2 separate regions of the Mus musculus genome follow, and region 1 is linked to region 2. A link is a loop called in an ENCODE intact Hi-C map of the cell type or tissue named here. Cell type or tissue: gastrocnemius. All regions are shown on one strand.

The links. Peaks named below come from ENCODE experiments on the same cell type or tissue, not always from the same donor. Only the 100,000 strongest peaks of a DNase experiment are listed, where the experiment ranks them.
Region 1: it touches region 2 in a loop (11-fold over the local background); 9 of 42 quality-filtered maps call a loop at or near these places.

Annotation. Positions count from the first base shown.
Region 1 is chr4:77,082,310-77,084,809 of GRCm38, reverse strand. The region is part of intron 7 of Ptprd (protein tyrosine phosphatase, receptor type, D); the gene reads left to right. Among named protein-coding and RNA genes, the nearest start is that of Gm38646, 230 kb to the left of the region's middle. In gastrocnemius, a CTCF peak has its summit at 1,443 (motif pointing left); a DNase peak (open chromatin) is centred at 1,438.
Region 2 is chr4:77,555,583-77,558,082 of GRCm38, reverse strand. The region is part of intron 3 of Ptprd (protein tyrosine phosphatase, receptor type, D); the gene reads left to right. Among named protein-coding and RNA genes, the nearest start is that of Gm38646, 250 kb to the right of the region's middle. In gastrocnemius, no CTCF peak of the experiment used is centred here; a DNase peak (open chromatin) is centred at 966.

The DNA.
Region 1 (2,500 bases), 470 kb after region 2:
TGTAAACTATGAAAACCTACCCCCGAGGTCCATGTTGGTAACACCATATAACGGTAAAATGTCTCCTAGAAAAGGACCTTTAAAATTGCTCAAAAAGTATTTAATCATAAAATACTATTTCAGCAAAGACTAATTTCAATTCACAGAAAACTATGTATTTCAGATAAATATTCTAACTGTATTGTATTTACGTGACAAATAGTGAACCTTACTCCAGATTCCTCCAAAGTCATTTAATTTGACCATAAAGGGGACTCAAAGTATCAGTCATTATGTTTTGTCATCAACAGACTATGCCCTACACATCCTACAAAATGATGTCTGAAAAAAATCTCTGTACACACTGTAAAGAACAAGGCTACATTAAGCCCAAAGTGTGAAATAGTGTCACTAAGATGGGTTATTTTAATTATCATGTTTGTACTATATAAATAGTTATTTCAGAAACCATGATAAAAATGTTCCATCATGTTTCAATAATAGTAAACATTTTCATGTCTATCGTAAGACAAACAACACAGTTACATTTTGGCTACACAATATAGACATTCTTTCATCTGTTTTTATCCTATATGCTATGTAGTAAAATAGCAAATGTTTTGAACAATAGATGTTTTTCTATATTAATACAATTATATTACCTTTTCCTTTTTCCAATTATATTTTCCTTTTTATTTATTATTTATTCTTCTTTCCTAAAATACATGCCAATGTCAGCCTCTCTGTTTCCACTCCTCCCTTTTCCTCTCCCACTGATCCACTGCTTCTCTCTTTCTCTTCAGAAAAGAGCAGACCTCTCAGTGATATAAAAAATATATGGCATAACAAATGATAGTAAGACTAGGCACAATCCCTCATTTCCAGGCTAGATGAGGCAACTGAATATGAAAAGGGTCCCAAGAACAGGCAAAGGAATCAAAGATACCCACACTCTTACTGTTAGGAGCTCCACAAAATCCCCAAGCTAAGTAACCACAGGATGTATGCAGAGAACCTAGCACAGACCCATGCATGCCTTGTGCTTACTGCTTCAGTTTCTATGAGCCATGCTTAGTTGATTCTGTGGGCCATGTTCTCCTCACGTCCCCGACCCTTGCTCCCTCAATGTTTCCTCTCCCATGGGGCACCCCAAGCTTCGCCTAATGTTTGGGTGTGGGCCTCCTGAACTGCTTCCATCAGCTGCCAGAGGAAACCTCTCTGGTGTCAACTGGGCGAGGCACAGAAATATGCATATAGAAATAAAAATATCATTTCATTGACTTTTCTCCTCCTCCTCCTCCTCCTCCTCCTCCTCCTCCTCCTCCTCCTCCTCCTCCTCCTCCTCCTCCTCCTCCTCCTCCTCCTTGTCTTGTAACTCACATCAGATTCTGCCCTAGGTTTCTGAGCCATCTAGCTTTAGGTTTCTTGCTATTCAGTGTTAGGCATGGGCTCCCTCTTGTGGCTGGGGCCCCAAGTTAGACTGATCATTGGTTGGTCACTCCAACAAGCTCTGATCCTCCATTGCCCCAGCACATTTTACAGACAGAATAGGTGTGGGAGGTTTCCTGGCTGAATTGATGTCCCAGAGCCTTCACTGGTTAAAGAAGACCAGTTCGAATTCCAAATCCTCAATTACTCGGGGTCCTCGCTAGGGTTACTCTCATAATTTCCAGGATGTTTCCACTGCATTAGGTTTCCACATGGCCCCTTAACACCCCTTATTCCAGGCTTCTCCCTCTCCCTCTCCCTCTCCCTCTCCCTCTCCCTCTCCCTCTCCCTCCCCCTCCCCCCCCTCCCCCTCCCCCTCCCCCTCCCCCTCTCTCCCTCTCTCCTTTCTTTTCATCCCTGCCTTCCCAACCTTGTCCTGGTCCCTCCTGTTTTCATCCATACTTGTTTGCAGTCCACCTACAAAGTCTCTTCAATTTTTCCTTCCTAGAGAGATCTAGGTGCCCCCTAGAGCTCTCCTTCTTAATTTTCTTGTCTGGGTCTGTGGATTATTGTGTGATTTCCCTTTAATCAACAGCTAATTTCCTCTTATAAGTGAGGACATTTCTAGTTGGTCTTCTGAATATGGGTTGCCTTGCTCAGGAAGATTTTTTTTCTAGTTCATTTATTTGCCTGCAGATTTCATGATGCCATTTTTTCCTAGCAGCTGAGTAATATACTCTTGTGTCAATATATCACATTTTCTGCATCCATTCTTTGATATTATTGTATCTTTTTAAAAATTACTATAATTTAAACTATACCTCACCTTCACTTGAGCTATTACCTACAAAATTTCAAATCCCACTTCATTTTGAGGTTATTTCATGATAACTGTCTGTTTGTTTTTGAATTTCATGAGCTAAGTTTTTAACATATTCACAACCATCCCCAACTCCTTCCACATGTGCCAACCCACCCTTAGCTGCCAGTTTTGTTCTCTTTTTGTTGTGTTTTTTTTCCTTTGTCTTGTTTTAGTTTTTCATGCATCAAGTCTAATTTCTACTGCCCTTATATTCTTAATGTGAGGCTTTCA
Region 2 (2,500 bases):
CATGGAAAGTCATTATCTAGCCACATAGCAGAATTTGTATTTTTAACAAATACTAGAGGAGACCTTTTGTTTAGCCATTAAAAAATGTTTCAAATTCCATTTTAATTACCTTTAATTATTCTTAGGAACACATTAGGTGGATGCAAGTGTTCCTTGGTGCTCAGAACAGCTATGGACTTGTCTCCTGTATAGAAATCCCTGGGTTTGGACCCCAGTACCACATAAACAGAGAGTGGTGGCCTATACCTATAATACCAGCATTTGGGAGGTAGACATAGGATATATCTACTGAGACGCTCACAGTGGTCCTGAGGGTACACACTTGTTAGCAATGCTGTCTGCTTCTCAGGGATCTATACAATATTCTGTGTCACCTGGAGAACAAATAAAAAACCACAGCTTTCCTTACTACCTAAGGATAGCCTTCCTATCTGAAACTGCTAATGCAGACTGATTGGCATCTTGGGAGGCTCTAGATTCACAAGGAGACAAACCTGGTCATGGCTACGGAAGTTTACCTGGATTAGTTTGTTTAAGGTAGGAAGACCCTGGTGGATACAGGGGATGAAGTTGGCTGAACAGGAATATGCAACATTCTCTGCAAGCTGCCTCCAAGTTTTGCCATTTAAACTCCCTAATCATGAGGCACTTGGAGCTCAAGTGGTGAGCCCACACATTGTCTTCCTTACACTACCTTGACCATATTTTTTTCAGCAACAAGGCAAACAATAGTACAAAAACACAATAGTGAAAAAATGGTCTCACAAGTGTGTTGCCCTTGTAAGCTTGATGTTTCCTATAGAAACAATCTATATATCTACTTATCCTAGACAGGGAGCCCAGGACAGGACAAGATCAGAAACCACCAAAGTTCAACTCCTAACAGGAGCAGAAATAACTCAGAGACTGCATCACCAAAGTCCCTTTTCACCATTACAACCACCACCACCACTACCAAATACCCACCAAGCAGTGGTGACAGCTTGTAAAAGCTGGGAACTTGGAGCACAATGCTGGGTCTGCAGGCAGCTCAGCAGGATGAAGTGTTCCTTCTAAGTCAGTCTAGTCTCAGAGTCTGCGCACCAGCTCTGCTTGTCTGGTAATGACTTTCAGCAGCCTTTTTTGTTTATTCCAGGAAGGAGGTGTCCTTATAAATTAGGCCAGTCTCATGAACCTCCACAAGTTTTCTTTCTTCTTTTCTTTCTTTCTTTCTTTCTTTCTTTCTTTCTTTCTTTCTTTCTTTCTTTCTTTCTTTCTTTCTTTTAATTTCTGGCTTAAGGAGCCTCTCTGCAGGATACTAACGTTCAGCCTCAGGGGAGTCTGCACTACTATAAAGAATCAGAAAAGACATTGGAACCTTCAGCTAAAAAACACCTTAAAATGGTGTGAGCAGGGCTTACTAGGCCATGAGGATGGAATATTATGATTACAAAAATGTGGAGAGTGGAGGCCTGGCCAAGACTTTATCTCAACCTGAGCTAGGAACCACTTGTGTGATACCCAAGCCAGGGGCTTAGTGTATCCTGCCCATGTTTTAAGAGTTTGAGTGAGCCTTAATATAAAACAAATGAATAAATTTTTATTGATGGAAATTTTTCCAAAATATCATGGTATTAAGCTTACTGCTCTCATCCATATCTGCAGTTGTGGGTGCAAAATGAGCTGAAAAAAAATAAGAAAATATGGTTTTGTAAAGAAACCGTGGTGAGCAAATGTACACACTTTAAATTAAGGAGAATGAAGACATAAAAACATCTGTAATTTTTAAGTAGTTTAGTTCTTGTTGAAGAGAATGCTTGTGGTTTGCAAGACACTACCCAACCAACACTCTATTTGGTGAAAATACAAATTAATGAGAAATGAGAGAGACTAAACAATCATTGTCACTGAACAGGTAATTATAGAGAAGTTAACCCAGGAAGCTGAAGCCAGACAGTGAGTGGCAGTGTTTGGAGTCCATGCAAACGTTGTTTTCAGATGTTCATAAGTTGCCATGGAGACCCATGATGTTGAAACCGGTGGGGTTGACCCAGGACATACGTCAAATGTGCTACAGACAGCTCAGCTAGAAGGCTACTTAAGTCCTTTGGAGCCCAGATGATTCTATCATGAATTCCAGATGTGCGATATGGATTTTCAGAATTTGGTATTTTCCCTGCTGAGTGTGGTTATTGCTTTGATCCAGTTTTTCTTTGCACTACCCCATCTCTCTATTGTGGATAGGCAATGCTTAGTCTGCACCATTGTGTGTTGGAATTATGTAACTTTTTGATTTGTACAGTCAAGGAATTTCTGTGAGTCTCAGATGAGATTTGGACATTTAAAGAGTCTTTGGACTGTTAAGGACTACGAGGACTTCTGGAGTTGGACTGAACAGATGTGCTGTGATGTGGCTATGGCACTATAGAGCCCAGAGAAACCTTCCTTCCTTATCTTGTCTTTGCCAGGTATCTTGTCAAAAGAATGAGGCAAGCAACTAGTACATTATTACTTTATTGCT